2 separate regions of the Homo sapiens genome follow, and region 2 is linked to region 1. A link is an interaction called in ENCODE POLR2A ChIA-PET data of the cell type or tissue named here. Cell type or tissue: IMR-90. All regions are shown on one strand. Each heading gives the region's core, and the rest is flanking DNA. Links, peaks and the distances in the headings are about the cores only. Region 1 holds the start of LINC02634 (long intergenic non-protein coding RNA 2634). Region 2 overlaps CCNY (cyclin Y).

Region 1 (8,732 bases), core at 458-8,457:
AAGAAGCAAGATCTCCATCCAGTACAAATTTGCAGAGAATATATTTTCCAATACTGTTCCAGCAATATTTTTCATACCTCAATGCAAGTGCAAAGGATATTCTCATTTTTTTTTTTTTTTTTTTTTTTTTTTGAGACGGAGTCTTGCTCTGTCACCCAGGCTGGAGTGCAGTGGCGCGATCTCAGCTCACTGCAAGCTCCGCTTCCCAGGTTCACGCCATTCTCCTGCCTCAGCCTCCCGAGTAGCTGGGACTACAGGCGCCAGCCACCACGCCTGGCTAATTTTTTTGTATTTTTAGTAGAGACGGGGTTTCACCATGTTAGCCAGTTTGGCCCCAATCTCCTGACCTCGTCATCTGCCCACCTCGGCCTCCCAAAGTGCTGGGATTACAGGCCTGAGCCACCGCGCCCGGCCAGGATATTCTCATATTTCAAAACCCATTTAACTGTGCTGTTGAGGAGCCTCTACATAACCTTTGAGGGGAAATGATTAATCTGCAGTGTAGTAATGTGTTAAAAGGCAAATATCAAAGAAAGAATATAATAAAATTCTATAAATGCCCTCAAGCAATGAATATAGACAATTAAAATCTTATGCTAGGATTGATATCAGTGTCCAGCAGTATCTTGTGTGAAAAACACATTTCCTTGTTTTGTAAGTACCTATATAATACCTTAATTTGCCTGTTAGTCTACAAAGCCTATAAATATTTACTATCTTGTTCTTTGCAGAAAATAGAAAAGCACCTCCTCTAGAGGGCTGTAGGTGTCTGAAAGTTGCAGAAAAATGTCATTAAAAGTTGTGTTGAAGGCTGGCCACAGTGGCTGATGCCTGCAATCCTAGCAGTTTGGGCCGCCGAAACAGGCAGATCACTTGCACCCAGGGGTTCAAGACCAGCCCGGGCAACATAATGAAACTCCATCTCTACAAAAAGTACAAAAATTAACCAGGAGTGGTGGCTCATGCCTGTAGTCCCAGCTACTCGAGAGGTTGAGGTGGGAGGATCTCTTAAGCCCATGAGATCAAGGCTGCAGTGAGCTGTGATTGTACCACTGTCTTCCAGCCTGCATGACAGAGCGAGATCCCGTCTCAAAAAAAAAAAAAAAAAGTGACATTGAAGGATTGCTTGCTAGGGAAAGTTTGGTTAAGTATGAAGTCTAATTATTCCAATTTAGCAAACAAAACCTTATCTGCAGTCATGTTACTTTAATCAAAAATAAAAGTGCACCTGAAGCTACATCTTTCTACTACTATAAACCTAACATGAGCAATTTAGTTTCAGCAAACAACACCATCTGTCTCATCTGTGCTGCCAATTTTAATTTTTATTAGTTTTATAGTTTTGTTTGTATTTCATTTGTACATTTTGTATTGGATTCAGACACCAATAACACTAAGGAATTTAATATTATATTTGCTCATATGTATGTAACATTATATTTAAAATAGCCTTTATTTATTTTTGTCGAGATGTGGTTTCACTATATTGCCTGGGCTGGTCTCAAACTCCCCAGCTAAAGCAACCCTCCTGCCTCCACCTCCCAACGTGCTGAGATTTCAGGTGTGAGCTACTGCACCTGGCCAAAAAATAGTCTTAAGTCACAACTCTAAGGTGGACATTTATTTTTCCTTATAAGCATCCAGTTAAATATTCGAATTTGAATGGGAATGATACGAGAAGATTAGCATGGCCCCTGGGCAAGGATGACATGCAAATTCATGAAGAGTTCCATATTTTAATAAAATCTTGAGATGACATTCACCTTAAAAATCCATCCATCAATCAATACTTGATTTTGAGAAAACATTGCCTGAAGTTGAACATCCCCCCAAGATCACAGCAATTGTCTCAATCAGGTGTTAGATGTGAACATGAATGCGAAGCCCTGAATCTTCCCAGATGTATTTTCATTTACTGAAAAGGAACCTTACGAATACACATAAACCTGTTACTTTGAGAAGTGTGAAAAAGCTAAGTGCAGTACTTCTCACCAAATGGTCATGGAAATGGCAGAATGTCAGGAAGAGGCTCTATTAGGCAGAATTGACCTTGACAGCAGTCTGGGCTTACCTCTTCAGATGCAGCAGTTCTCAGACTGAACGTGCACAGAATTACCTAGAGAGCTTGTTTAACAGGTTCTCAAACTTCTCTTCCAAAGATTTTCACCCGGCAGTTCTAGAATGAGACCCAGGGATATGTATTTATAGTAAACATCTCAGAAGATTCTGACTCTGAGGATACATGGACCACCATATTTTGAGAAAAATGCCCTCATGACTCCTGATTTTCATGGCTTCATTCTGTCCTTCACTTTATTATTTATTTATTTATTGAGACGGAGTCTCATTCTATTGCCCAGGCTGGAGTGCAGTGGTGCGATCTTGACTCACTGCAACCTCTGACCTCCAGGTTCAAGTGATTCTCCTGCCTCAGCCTCCCAGGTAGCTGGGATTACAGGAGCCCACCACCACATCCGACTACTTCTTTTTTTTTTTTTTTTTTTGAGATGGAGTCTCACTCTGTCACCGAGGCTGGAGTGCAGTGGCACGATCTTAGCTCACTGCAAGCTCTGCCTCCCGGGTTCACGCCACTCTCCTGCCTCAGCCTCCCCAGCAGCTGGGACTACAGGCACCCGCCACCATGCCCAGCTAATTTTTTGTATTTTTAGTAGAGACGGGGTTTCACCATGTTAGCCAGGAAGGTCTCGATCTCCTGACCTTGTGATGCACCTGCCTCGGCCTCCCAAAGTGCTGGGATTACAGGCGTGAGCCACCGCACCCGGCCACACCCGGCTAATTTTTGTATTTTTAGTAGAGACAGGGTTTCACCATGTTGGCCAGGCTGGTCTCAAACTCCTGACCTCAAGCAGTCTGCCTCCCTCAGTCTCCCAAAGTGCTGGGATTACAGGTGTGAGACACTGCACTCCGTCTCACTTTAGATCCCAGATCTTTTTCAAAGCTGCGAGGTTATTTTTTTCTGCAAGGACTCCCTACTGTACAAGGTGAAGCAGGAAGAGGTCAGCCATTCTATCTTGCTATTCTCTTCATCATTGTCATAAATCCTAAACCACACTTTCTGCAGAACATTCCAGAATATAGCAGTATCTTGGGCTATTTTGTTTGTAACTAACTAGAAGTAATTTTCTTGCTTTCAGGTTTAAAAATTCAAATACCCCAAATAAGTCAACTTGCAGTTAAGAAATAAAATGTGACCAAGACTCATTCTCTATCATTCTAGTTATTTTTTTAAGGTCTTAAACAACATAAACAATCTACACAGTTTTCCATTTAGGGATTTTCTGTAATCTCCACTGAAGTTTTATACATACACAAAAAAGCCCTTGCTTCATTGCTTGCAAAACAGATTAGTCCAGCCCATGCTTAGTGGTTAATATTAATATAAAACCTCTACAACTCAACATTAGTCTCAATATAAGGCATCAAAAACCTAGTGTTGGCAGGGAGCAGTGCCTCACACCTGTAACCTCAGCACTTTGGGAGGCCTAGACAGGTGGATTGCTTGAGTTCAGGAGTTCGAGACCAGCCTGGGCAACATGTTAATACCTGCCTCCCTCATCTCTACTAAATTTCAAAAAAATTAGCCAGGAGTGGTGGCATGCACCTGTTGGGGTTGAGGTGGGAGAATCACTTGAGCCTGCGAGGCGGAGGTTGCAGTGAGCCTAGATCATGCCACTGCACTCTAGCCTGGGCAACAGAGTGAGACCCTATCACTGAACCAAACAAAACAAACCTAGTGTCACTAAAAAAGACTTTTAAAAAGTGTAAAATTCAGGCCACTTCCTAAGCAAACATTGCTGAGGAAACCAAAGTGTTAGTTTGATTTTCTTTTTCTTTTTTAGAGACAACGTCTCACTGTGTTGCTCAGGCTGGAGTGTGGTGGCATGAGCACGGCTCACTGCAGCGTCAGCCTCCTGGGATCAAGTGATCCTCTGGCCTTGGCCTCCCGAAGTGCTGGGATTACAGGTTTGAGCCACACTGCACCCAGCCCTAGTCTGATTTTCTTTTCTTTTCTTTCTTTCTTTTTTTTGAGAGGGAGTTTCACTCTTGTTGCCCAGGCTGGAGTGCAATGGAATGATGACCTTGGCTCACTGCAACCTCCTCCTCCCAGGTTCAAGCAATTCTCCTGCCTCAGCGTCCCAAGTAGGTGGGATTACAGGCATGCACGACCATGCCCAGCTAATTTTTTTGTATTTTTTGTAGAGATGGGGTTTCGCTGTGTTAGCCAGGCTGGTCTTGAACTCCTGACCTCAGGTGATCTGCCCAACTCGGCCTCCCAAAGTGCTGGGATTACAGGCGTGAGCCACCGCGCCCGGCCCCTAGTCTGATTTTCAGTGGGTGTGTTCCTCCACTGCCAGTCCCCACAACCTACTGCCTGTTAAAACACAAAGCATTTATTAGACACAAAAGGTTTTTCTAGGAAGGGAAATAATTTTTAGCACTGGGAAATGACAGGGTCAAGGCTCACCTGGTAGCAAAAAGCTCTGGGGCGATGACTTCTAGTCCCAGTTCAGCTCTTGATGTTGTGACCGGAGGGGACAGGTTCACTGCACGATTTCCTGGCTGTGAACCTAGAAGAGCAAGGACCTTGCTTTTCCAAGGAACCCCAAGTGTTGCACATAAAGTGATGGTGAAATAACAGCCTTGCTGTTTGTGACAGTTCCTGCACCCCTTCCGATGGCTCTGCCATTCGGATTATTCACCACTTGTTTATTCTCAATTTCTTTCTCTATTTTTCTTTTTTTTTTCATTTATTTATTCTTTTCTTTCTTTCTTTCTTTTCTTTTCTTTTTTTTTTTTTTTTGAGATGGAGTCTTGCTCTGTCACCCAGGCTGGAGTGCAGTGGCGCGATCTCTGCTCACTGCAAGCTCCACCTCCTGGGTTTACGCCATTCTCTTGCCTCAGCCTCCCGAGTAGCTGGGACTACAGGCACCCACCACCACGCCCAGCTAATTTTTTGTATTTTTAGTAGAGACGGGGTTTCACCGTGTTAGCCAGGATGGTCTCGATCTCCTGACGTTGTGATCCGCCCGCCTCAGCCTCCCAAAGTGCTGGGATTACAGGTGTGATTTTTTTCATTTATTTCTTTATCTAGAGACAAGGTCTCACTCTGTCACCCAGGCTGGAGTGCAGTGGTGCAATCCTAGCTCACTGCAGCCTCAAACTCCTGGGCTCAAGTGATCCTCCCACCTCAGCCTCCCCAAGTAGCTGGGACTACAGGTGTGCACCACCGTGCCTGGCTAATTTTTAAACTTTTTGTAGACACAGGGTCTCACTATGTTGTTCTTGAACTGCTGGGCTCCAGTGATTCTCCCACCTCAGCCTCCCAAAGTGCTGGGATTACATGCATGAGCCACTGTGCCTGGCCCTATTCTCAATTTCCACACCTTCTCTAGATCATGCCCTGTTCCCTGACCTCTCAAGTCTCCTGGCTGCAGTCTCTGCTAGTGCACCGCCCAAGCAAGCTTTTCACAAACATGACTCCTAACTCCTCAGTCCCCCTCCTCCCCAAGCGTTCTCAGGCCTGGCTCCTGTCACACAGAGCTCACCTCCATGCCTCTGCCCCTGCTGTCCCCGGACAAGCCCCCCAGCCAGGCGGCTCTCAACCTGGTGGCCTCAGTATGATCTTCCTGGTACGAGGCTCACATCTCTCCTGACTCCCACCCACCCATCCCTTCCAGGGTCATCCTGCGTACACTGTAATAATGCCCCTTGTGTGTCATCACTAGGTCATGGCCCTCCTCAGGGCCTGGATCTCCCCTAACTTCCCTTGGGTTCCTGGTGCTCTGTGTACAGTGCACCATCTCCTCCCCGCTCTACCCGCCATGGTAATTAGAGGTTAGACTTGTCATTCTTCAATGATTTGGCCTGTAAATTTGGGTTGATGAAAGATGAGTTGAATGGAAAAAGGATACAGCTTCAGGAAACCTAGAATACCCTGATTTTTATCCTCACCCTCAAGTATCCTATTTCACACATGTCTAAAGATCAACTTACTTCCCAAGGCTTTTCTTTGCTAAATAGATTCCTTCTTTTCTTTCTTTTCTTTTTCTTTTTTTTTCTTTTTTGAGATGGCGTCTCGCTCCGTCACCCAGGCTGGAGTGCAGTGGTGCGTTCTCAGCTCACGGCAACCTCCGCCTCCTGGGTTCAAGAGATTATCCTGCCTCAGCTTCCCGAATAGCCGAGATCACAGGCGTGTGCTAACATGCCCGGCTAATTTTTGTATTTTTAGTAGAGACGGGGTTTCACCATGTTGGCCAGGCTGATCTCGAATTCTTGACCTCAGATGATCCACCCGCCTCAGCCTCCCAAAGTGCTGGGATTACAGGCGTGAGCCACTGTGTCTGGCCAGATTTCCTCTTAATCAATAAACATTTCACAATGACAAACACTATGAACTAAAAATATCATTGTAGCTTAGTATTTGTCCTTATAGCATCACATTTTATATTTGGGAGGTGGTATGGTTTGGATCTGTGTCCCCGCCTAGATTTCATGTCAAACTGTAATCCCCAGTGTTGGCGGTGGGGACCGGTGGAAGTGATTGGATCATGGGGCAGAATGTTTTACCCCCAGCCCCTTGGTGCTAGTTCTCGCAAGATCGGGTTGTTTTAAAGTGCATGGCAACTCCCCTTTCTCGCTCTTGCTCCTCCGGCCATGTAACCTGTGGGCTCCCCCTTCCCCTTCCGCCATGATTGTAAGTTTCCTGAGGCCTCTCCAGAAGCCGAGCAGATGATAGAATCATGCTTTCTGTATAACCTGTGGAACCATAAGCCAATTAAACCTCTTTTCTTTATAAATTACTCAGTCTCAAGTATGTATTTATAACAGTTCAAGAATGAACAATACGGGAGTGTATCCATATGATTCATTATTGTATATGGAAGCAGTAACATCCCACTAATGGGGCATCATAGAGAAGGGATACATCCCCTATAAGTGACATTTCTGGATAAATGAAAATGACCACCAGTCCTTTGGAAATTTCGCTTTTTTTTTTTTTTTTTTTTTTGAGACAGAGCCTCGCACTGTCAGCCGGGCTGGAGTGCAGTGGCGCGATCTCGGCTCACTGCAGTCTCCACCTCCCAGGTTCAAGCGATTCTCCTGCCTCAGCCTCCCAAGTCGCTGGGATTACAGGCACCCGCCACCACGCCTGGCTAACATTTTGTATTTTTTTTCAGTAGAGACGGGGTTTCACTATGCTGGCCAGGCTAGTGTTGAACGCCTGACCTCATGATCCACCTGCCTCACCCTCCCAAATTGCTGGGATTACAGGCGTGAGCCACTGCATCCGGCTGAAAATTTCACCATATTTGTTAGAAGTCTTAGTTTTTTAAACAACAAAATTAAGTATGACAATACTTACATAATTGAGAATCAATGAATGTCTTTCTGAAATAGATAGATGCCTGCCTCCTTGTACAGTGAAAAAACAACATAACTTTTTTCATGGCATCTCCAGAACACCACTGAAAGCATCGTGATTGAATATCGTAATAATCTAGTACTAATTTTGCTTCTTGGAATTCTTGTCTCTCAGTAGTAGATTGCCAGATGATACTTTGTCCTGTTGTTTTACCTGCTAACACCTCCTAATGTCCTGCTGCTCCTCGGCACCACACCTAGAAACCAGATCACCAAACTTAGGAGTTAGAAACATGCTCGTGCATGGTGGGAGAAAATGTAAAATGGTGCAGCCATTATGGAAAACAGTATGGAAGGTCTTCAAAAAGTTAAAAATGGAATTACCACATGATTCAGCAATGACACCCCTGGATATAAAACCCCCCACCCATCAAAAAAATTGAAAGGAAGATCTTCAGCATTTGAACATCTATTTTCATATAACATTATTCACAATAGCCAAAAGATGGACACAGCCCAAGTGTCTATCAATGGACGAATGGATAAAGAAAAGGTGATATATCCATGCAGTGGAATATTACTCAGCCTTGAAAAGGAAGGAAATTCTGACATGCCACATGGATGAACCTTGAGAATACTATGCTATGTGAAATAAGCCAGTCACAAAAGGACACATGCTGTGTAATTACACTGATATGAGGTACCTCGAGTTCTCTATCTTCATAGAGATAGAAAGTAGAAGGTGGTTTCTGGGGACTGAAGGGAGGAAAAGTGGAGCATTGTTGTTTAATGGGTATAGAGATTCAGTATTGCAAGACAAACTAAACTGTACACTTAAAAATGGTTAAGATGTTGGCTGGGCGCGGTAGCTCACACCTGTAATCCCAGCACTTTGGGAGGTCAAGGTGGGTGGATCGCTTGAGCTCGGGAGTTCAAGACTAGCCTGGCCAACATAGCAAAACCCCGTCTCTACTAAAAATACAAAAATTAGCCGGGCATAGTAGCATGTGCATGTAGTCCCAGCTACTTGGGGGGCTGAGGTGGGAGGATCACTTGAACTCGGGAAGTGGAGACTGGTAAGCTGAGATTGCCCCACTGCACTGCAGTCTGGGTGACCGTGAGACCTTGTCTCAAAAAACAAATAAACAAACGAAAAAACAACAAAAAAATGTTAAATTTTAAGATGTTAAATTTTATGCTATGTGTATATTGCCACAATTAAACATAAATTTTGAAAAATGAGTTAGCATGCATTAATTCATTCAAAAAACATTTATTTTGCATTTATTATATATCAGACTCTGTTCTTGGTGGCAGGGATGAAGGGCTGAACAAAACAAAGTTTTGGC
Region 2 (8,732 bases), core at 518-8,517, 280 kb before region 1:
TAAGCACGCGCCACCAGGCCCAGCTGATTTTTGTATTTTTAGTAGAGACGGAGTTTCAGCATGTTGGCCAGGATGGTCTCAATCTCCAGACCTCGTGATCCGCCTGCCTCGGCCTCCCAAAGTGCTAGGATTACAGGCGTAAGCCACTGCGCTCAGCCACAGCAATTATTTTTAAAGCTCTGGGCATTCACACCTGTGCTCATTTACATTTGCCTGCATGAACACAGGCAGCACAGACACAGATCAACCCAAGCGAAAGAAAGGTTCAACCCAGCAGGTAGTCTGTGAGCAAAAAGCAGCTTCTGGGTGCACGTGGTTACACTCTGATACCAACCTGGGCTACAAAGAATCAGCGGATTCCCTCACCTTATTTACTGAGTTTTCAAATAAACCAAATCTTGAATCTCTATGAGGCATTCAAGATGCTACAGGAGAGACAGAACCTGGCCCAGGACCCCATTCCTCAGCAGTTGAGCCCCATTCAATTTTCCTGGAGAATGAGAGCCCCTGAAAGCATCCAGCACCCTAGAGAAACATTCGCCTGAAGTAATTTTTAAAATGAGAACAGAGTCTAAAAATATAAATGAGAATTAAGAGCTCGAGCTAAGACGACTCAGGAAAGGGGATTCTGGAGAATCCTCTGAGAAGTAGACTGTTTCCTTACTTCCTCTAAAAGCTGTGTGTCCCAACTGAACAGCACCACACCACCTTTATCAAGCTAACAGGTCTATCACCAGCACCAAAGGCCAGCCTAGTATGAGAGCGAAGAGAAGGCATGCAGACGGGCATCCCTCCTCATACCTAGAGACATGCAGGTGGCAATCTGTACATTAATCTTGCTTGTTTACAAATGCTCAATTTTTCAGCTGGACTTTCTCTACTTCCACTCACTTACTTTTGGTGCAATTTATCATCATTAATCTAGGAGAGCAATAGATTAATGGTCTGAGTGGTAGATTGAATTCATTTCCCAATTCCCCAATTTACTAGTTGTATCATCTTAGTCAAATTAATCTCTCTGTGCCTCAATTTCTTTATCTGTAAAATGAAGATACCAGTATCACCTTAAGGAGTTGTTATTAAAGCATGTAAAGAACTGACCAGAGCAGTCAGAGTAGGTGCTTCACAAAGCCAACTCATTATTATCAGCTCTGGCTACATTCACTTCAGGATCCATCATAGTCTAAGTAAGTACTGAGAAATATCTTAGAGATTCTAATGCAAAATTGTCTTGAAAGCACAACTGAGCTTCATCAATGGGATTACACTGTTTCTTAAGCCTTACAAGTTTAAAAGGTTTGAACTAGTATAGAAATAGGCAACAAGATAAAATCTACACTTTCACTGATACATTACTCTAATTCAAGATTTAGAGTTCCAAAGTTGCACTGTTTTGTAAGTTCTTAAATCCAAAATTCTCAAGCACCATAAAGAACCATGAATCACAATTACAGTATGGAAATAGGTGATCATAGAGAATCCCTTTCTAGGTGTCTGCTTCTGGATATTCGTGTTTTCTCCAATACTGTTCATTAGAAGCTGTCATCCAACCTCCCCTGCACTGACTAACCACGCTTTGTAAACCGACAACGTGTGGGGCTCCCACGGGCTGAGCTCTGCACTTAGCATGTGGTGGCTCTGCTTGTTCCCAAACTAGTTCACACCAGCTGTGCTTAGCAGACTCGTGTAACATACATGAATGTCACATTATGCATGAAATATGATTACCATGAGAGTGGCTATGTCCTCATGAAAACGAAGGAGGACGCTTTGGAAAGATCCGATAAAAGGAAATCACTAAAAATAAATTTGCTGTAGATTAGGTGTGGTCAAAACTGGAAAAATTTTATACTCATCTGTTATGTAAATGTCTTCAAGCTTTCTCACTACTGACAAAAAAAAAAAAAAAACTTGGAAAGGATGCATTAATGATAGCTGTGGCTTATGAAAGAAATACATTTTGGTTCTCCAATCAATGTCCTGTGCTTGAAGCAAATGTCTTGAAGTTGCATTTTTAAAAACTGGCAAATGAATGTATTCTTACATGTTTTATGTTGAAATAAAATGTATAAGGTAGAGTTTTTTTTCACTCCCTGTTTTAACTGACTTTTAAAATTAACCAACTATTGCCAGATACACTTACATCAGAGAGGGCTTCTATATTAAAATAGTTCATGCCTAAATTTACACCAAAATTGCCTCTACTGAATTCAAACTATAAATTAAACATTTTTTCCTGTTAAAGTTGCACCCAGTGAACTTTTAAAGTGACATTTTACAAAAGACAGAATGTTTCAACAAATTTTTCAGAAAATAAAGAAGAAAAAGGAAGCCAAACATCGTTGAGAAGCTTTGTCTGTTTTGCTGGTTTCAACCACGCTCATTTGGTTTCCACTGATTCTAAAGCAGTTCAGCACTTACCTGGGAAGTTTTAGTAAATTATATTACCTTTAGAAATTCTATGAAAATATGAGTTAAGAAAGTATAATTCAAAGGTTTAAGCAACTAGAATATGAAAAAATAGGAACAACATAACAGAAGATAACGTATGATGTTTTTAGCACACAACCATCCACATACCTGTTTTTGATGTGATAATATATTGCAAGAGCGACACTGTAAAAATAGAATGCAGAGGTTCAGTGTCCATGAGCATATTCAAGACCTTACACATTACCTGGCCACAGTCTGAACATAAATATTTAAACAGAAGTAAAAGTCTAACAATCTTTCTGAACAGTCCCATCTCATTCACAATGCTCATTAGGAAAATGTCCTCTTCTGAGTAAATCAATGTGGCACTAATTCCCAGGAATTATTACATCTCTTCTAGAAACAAAAGAACTTCAAGTGATATTTAGAAACAAACTGCTCTTTCTATTCAGAAATTTTCAGCTTTCCTCACTTGTGGGAAAAAAAAAAGCGCTATGTAAAAAATAGGTGGTATAAAGAAAACACCTTTAGAAATCTCCAACTCATAACCTACTAGTTTAAAAAATTCATGGTTTATTTATAAATACCAGAAAAATGTGAATATCACCCAAGAAGTCTGCTATTTTTCCCTTAATAACCTCTTGGCAATCCGCTCAAGTTATTCATTCACTTGCTGAAATGGTACTGTAACTTTTATTTGTAGCACTACCTTAACATTTTATTTTACATTTTAAAAGGTCTGAATTTAATGAACAATTACATTCCCTTCCCTGAACTTTTTCTTTTCTAAAACAATTTTTTTCTGACTAGAAAACATATTCATTGTAGAAATTTTGGAGAACATATTTAGAAAATGTAAGAAAAATATTCCGCCCAAATAAAACTATTAGCTTAAGATATATAGCTTTCTATAAATTATGTGTGTAAGGAGTCAGGTTTCCATCCTACTTTTAACTTTTTTCATGTTAACTTTTTTTTATCATTAAAAACATGATTTTAAATGGCTGATTATATTCCTTCATATGATTGTCGAATAATTTACTTAACTATTCCCCTACTAATGAACATTTAGGTTGTTTCTAATACTTTGCAATTATAATTAATACCATAATGAACATCCCAATATTTGTGCCATCTACAACTATATTATTTCCACAAGGATACATCCTATAATTGGAATCACTTGACCTCAAGTCATTAACAATGGTGAGGCTCTCAACACATATTGCCAAACATCTTTGCGGAAAGTCTACACCAGTGGACTTCCCACCAGCATCTGTTTCAACTCACACTCACTGACACTGACCCGAATGTTTTGACCAAGTGGTCTCCAACTGGACAGGTAAAAAAACAAGCAAACAAAAAAGTTTTCCTTTTTCTATCTGAGTTTCTTTAAACTCCTATCAGGTTGGCAGGGTTATTCATGTTCTGGACAATTTTTTAAAATTTCCTCTTTCAAAAACTGTCTAGATACTTCCACTATTTGTGTTTTACATTAAAATGTATTGAGGAGGCCAAAAAAATTATTTTTAAGCCTCTAAGAACATAGGTAACTGGCTGCAACAGACGGTGTTCTGATCCTCTCAGGGTACCGACTCGGCCCGAACATTTCCGCTTACTCAGCCACACCGGCTTAGAGACATGAGCACGCACCTTGGATTCCAAAGCACTCAGATGTTTTCCTGTGACTTAACATGACAGTAGCTAATCTCACTCTCTTATATTCTTCCAAACCTCTCTCTTTCCAGAGCTCTTCATTCAAATGACTTCAGCCTAGTTGAAAGTACTCATGAGCAAATAAGTGCTAATACATCCTTTTTCTCCTAACATCTTGAAAAGCATTGAAGCTGATGAAGAAATTGTAACTGGGGTATAAAAGAGCTTCAGAATTTATAAAAAATAGTAAGGTTTTCAAAGTGTTTTCACGTATGTTAACAGTCCTGCAAGAAAAAATAGATGTTATTGATTCTATTTTATAAATGGGAAAAACTCAGGTTCAGACGGTAGCTGCCAGGATTTCTGGCTTGTATAAGGCTGTGTGCCCTTCTGTTTTGACCATGTAGCCTCTGGGAAAGGGAGGAATTAGTTTCATTCGTTTACTAGTCATGCTGTGATGACTGTTCTTCTAATCTAATGTTACATTTCAAAGGAATATTTCATGTGATTAGTTTAATGTCTTTGAGAAAGAAGATGTTCCTGCTTCCCCTGTGAGGGAGCATACAGCAGTAGAAATATCACTAGACTGAAGTCACATCAGCCTGGGTTCTGAACCTGGCTCCTTCCTCCTTATTAGTGCTAATTCACCTCTCAGAGCTTTCATTTCCTCATTTATAAAATTAGAACAATACAACCCACATCATGGAGTTGTAATTATGATCAAATAAAAAAAGTATATAAAAGCATGATCTTATATTAACTTTTAAAAGAAAAGTTACTATTATTGATATTCCCCTAGTAAGAGGTCCTCTGGCTTCTGCCGAATGGGCGAGAATCTTCAGGGCCCCAAGATCACTATCTCCCAAGCTAAAGCCAAGATTGGATATTATCACGGCTTAAGACCTCCAGGAAAAGTAGAGCCACTCTGTAGGCCAATTTCCACTCAAGGTTATATCCCAGAAGTGAGACCACCAGGATGAGGGTTCAGGCACAGTACAGCTCCATGGACTAGTTTAGCAGTCGTCTTGAAGGAAGTGACTGCCCAAAGAGGCCATCAGCTGACAACTGAATCAGGCCCAGGCTTGTAGCTTCACTCTACACACAGTCTCTTTTGTCAAACCTGAGGCTGGAATCACCCCAAAAACGCATCTCTGCCCCACTGCGCCCCCTTTTAATTAGGCAGTAAGATGGCCTGAGACAGTGGGCCAAGTGGAAATGAAGGTCCTTTCATATCTTTGTGGCTCTACAAAGGTCTGCAATATTTCAACTGCTTGCAGCTGTGTCTTTTGTCAAATACGGCTGTTGGAAAAACCAGCTTCACCCGACTAGACCATGTTCAGGACTTTTATGGTGTCCCCTGGTTCCTGGACTTTCTGTTGGTTGACAACCTATCCTCTGGGAATTGTAGGTGTTTTAGAACCTTTTGGGTAGCCTTTTTTAAAAGACTCAAACCTGTGTAAGTCAGTGACATATTATCTATACAATGTTTTAGGCGACCTGCAAGGCATTCACCCGAACAGCCAGGTCTCTGGCCATCAAGCCAAGGCAGTAGTGGGGTTTTGTGAGCACCCCTGGAGGAAAACCTGAAGGGTCCACTGGGGGCCTCACCGGTGAAGGCAAACATGTCCTGGGACTCTGGGTCTAAGGGTATGTTCAAGAAAGTTTTGTTATAGGACAATCTTTCATATTCCTAAACAAGCAGTTAGTCTTTTGGGGCTAACATTTGGGACCGCAGCATGTGTGGCCAGAGTCACCTTAGTTTTTGGTAATCAACCATCATCCTTCGGGTGCTGTTACATTTTTGCATCGGCCACACAGAGCTGTTGTATGGGTTCTGTGTAGGATGCACAATCCTCACCCTCTTTAGTTTTGGAGTAGCTGCTGTTACCTTTCTGAGTCTTCCTGGGAGACGTGTATCTATACAATCTATCTTGGGTGGGGTCACATACTGACTCTCATTTGGCCTCCCCCTGGAGTGTGGCTCTTATTGCCCTTGCCCAGAGATGGAATTTGTCTGCGTTCCTCTAAAGGCAGCTCCCAGGAGAATGTTTCTCCCCAAACTGTGTTTTGAGACTGATATGTAGACCCACAGTGGGGTAAGAGGAGCATGTCTAATTTGTAACAGGAGGCGTGCTCATCTCGCAAAGGCAGGTGGATGGATCTCTGGATCCACATTTATAAGTCAGGGGCCCAGAAACTGTGAGGATCAGCAGGCATGGAGTACGCTCAGCCCTGGAGCCACCAGAGTCAAAACTCTTTGTTTAGAGGGAACCAATGAATGGCACCACATTGAAGAAAACTTTGCTTTCTTGTCAGTGTAGAGGTGGCGGTGCTCACCACCTTCTGTCCTTGGGTTTTTTTCTAGAGGCAGTGCCCAGGGTTTAGGATTAACCCTAGTGGTAAACTGGCGCTCTGGCTTTAGGGACTTTTAAAAGTCTAAGGAGAATTGTACTGGGCTGTCTATTTTGTTTTTGGACCTGTCTTTAGAAGGTCTTGTCAAATTTGGCTCCTTGACACCCGTTTTGTTGGATCTCCCTTTTTTTCTGGTCTCTTTTCAGGTTCCCTTGTTTTTGCAGCACTCCTCAGCTTAGCTGTGCCGGTCATTGTTTTTACTTCCCCTATTTCAGCCACGAAGCCCCATCCAAGGGACCTAAGATGGGAAACAGTGTCCTTCCATCCAGGTGGAGCAGTCTTGAGGGGCTTACCGTGCATGCTGGCAGTGAACGGGGTGCCATCCGGCCCCTGGAAAGCAGGGGCATAGATAGCCACCCTCACTGTCAATCTGTGCAACAAAGCCTGTGCCTTGTTTATAGGCTTCTATGGTGAAGGACCCCAAGGCATATCCCCTTCGCAGGGCCAGAACGATCCAGTCTCTCAGAGAACAGCCCAGGAGCCATGTAGGTGCTGTCCGACGGAGGAGTGCTGTGACACTGCTAATTTTTTCTGCCTCACCTCCAGACAGAACCAGTGTCTACCCTACCAGACAAGTGCCTAAGGCCTCCTTTAGTTTCTGCCCAGAGTGGCTAACCAGATCAATTAACCCTGGCGAGCCACAGAGTTAACCGGCTCTTACCACCCTTATCAAATCCAAGTTTACCAGGCCAAAGAGCGGTCAAGGCACTCTGATTATCGGTTAGGACACAGAAAGAACTCAGGGGACCTGGGGGACCCGGAGTGCCCAACTTCAGAGGCTTGGTCAGCTCTGCCAAGACCTCAGAAAATGGTGCAGTTTCACCAAGGAAGGGCCAGAGCCCTATCAGGGAACAAAACATTTGGACTATAGGGTTTGCTCAGCAGCTTTTGCCACATAGCTGGGGAGGAAGTAAATGCTATTTTCTTGCACAAGAAAACAAAATGGATTTGTGACTTTTGGCACTTCATTTGTCTTCTTACCCAGAGCTAAATTAGCAATGTATATGACAATCCTAAAACCTTTGAAGGGCAAGAGGGGGTGAGTTCTAGCAGCACAGTGGGGCTGAGCCATAGACAGGGCTGTGACGGGCATTAGCTGTTCCCTGGCCCTGGAGGCCAAGGACCCTGATGGTATGGCCAAGTGCGCAAAGGGGCTCCCCACCACCCTCCGCTCTTTTCTTTGATCATCATCTTATGCTTGTCAGAGGACTTGGTGGGGAGGGGTTGGCTGCAGAGGCACAAAGTGTGGCTGACAAACTCTAAATTCATACCACAGCTGTTGGCATTTAGGGGAAAAATAGGAAAATCAAGTTCTCAAAATAAAAAATTATGTCTACAGAAAGAGTGAGCACTGAATGAGTACCCAACTTTTTTATAGCTTTTCTTTCACTGTTAGATTAGCATTCAACCCTCCACCCATCCCCAGCTAGAATTTGCAAATACGTTTATTTCTGGCAATCCCCACTTTACAGGTGGATTATTTTCCAAAAATCAGCTTATAAATCGCTGTTTAGAACCTAGGGCATTCTTCTCACAGTTACAACCTTGTAACTGGATTTCAGATAGCAACTCTGGCCCATAAATGCTCACTTATGCCCACCATGAAGCTGAACTACAATATTAATGATTGTGTTATCAGTTTTAATGTCTGGAGTAGGGTGCAAGAGGACCTGGGTTAACGGGAGGCAAAGAAAGCAAAAAAGAAAATAGGAGTTTTCTTTGGACAGGAGTAGGGCAAGATGTAGGCAAAATTTTAGAATGGGATGGCATGTGGATTTCACAACTTCCTATCTTTTTCACTACTCTTCCTTCTGAGTATCCCTTTCCTCTCATATTGTCAACCCTCTAGCTGAAGAACTCAACTGGACCTGCTAATGTCTCTAAATGTTTTTGACTCTTTAGCTACACCAAGTGTGAGATGCTGGTATTTCCAGGGAAGGATTCTGATGGCTCTACTTCAGTTGGTCCCACCCTGCCCAGCTCCCAGTGTGCATTTTAAAAAGAGGATACTTTTGGCTGGGCACTGTGGCTGACGCCTATAATCTCAGCACTTTGGGAGGCCAAGGTGGGTAGATTGCTTGAGCCCAGCCTACGCAACAAGGTGAAACAAATGTCTCTACAAAAAATGCAAAAATTAGCTGGCCATGGTAGTGTGTACCTGTAATCCCAGCTACTCGGAAGGCTAAGGCGGGAGGATCTCTTGAGCCTGGGAGGCGGAGTTACAGTGAGCT

What was found. ChIA-PET counts read pairs that join two places held together with the same protein. Peaks named below come from ENCODE experiments on the same cell type or tissue, not always from the same donor. Only the 100,000 strongest peaks of a DNase experiment are listed, where the experiment ranks them.
Region 2: POLR2A ChIA-PET joins it to region 1 with 7 read pairs; 2 of 35 experiments call an interaction of 5 or more read pairs at or near these places.

Annotation. Positions count from the first base shown.
Region 1 is chr10:35,243,966-35,252,697 of GRCh38, reverse strand. It overlaps LINC02634 (long intergenic non-protein coding RNA 2634), which reads left to right and starts at 8,019. Exons shown (of 3, transcript XR_930819.3): 1 at 8,019-8,083. It also overlaps a transcript of CCNY not described here and the pseudogene RNU6-1167P. RefSeq lists a silencer at 4,892-5,070. In IMR-90, for the core only: no CTCF peak of the experiment used is centred there; no DNase peak of the experiment used is centred there; H3K27ac peaks cover 181 bases.
Region 2 is chr10:35,519,848-35,528,579 of GRCh38, reverse strand. It overlaps CCNY (cyclin Y), which reads right to left. Exons shown (of 10, transcript NM_145012.6): 5 at 2,581-2,616. Among named protein-coding and RNA genes, the nearest start is that of GJD4, 81 kb to the left of the region's middle. In IMR-90, for the core only: no CTCF peak of the experiment used is centred there; no DNase peak of the experiment used is centred there.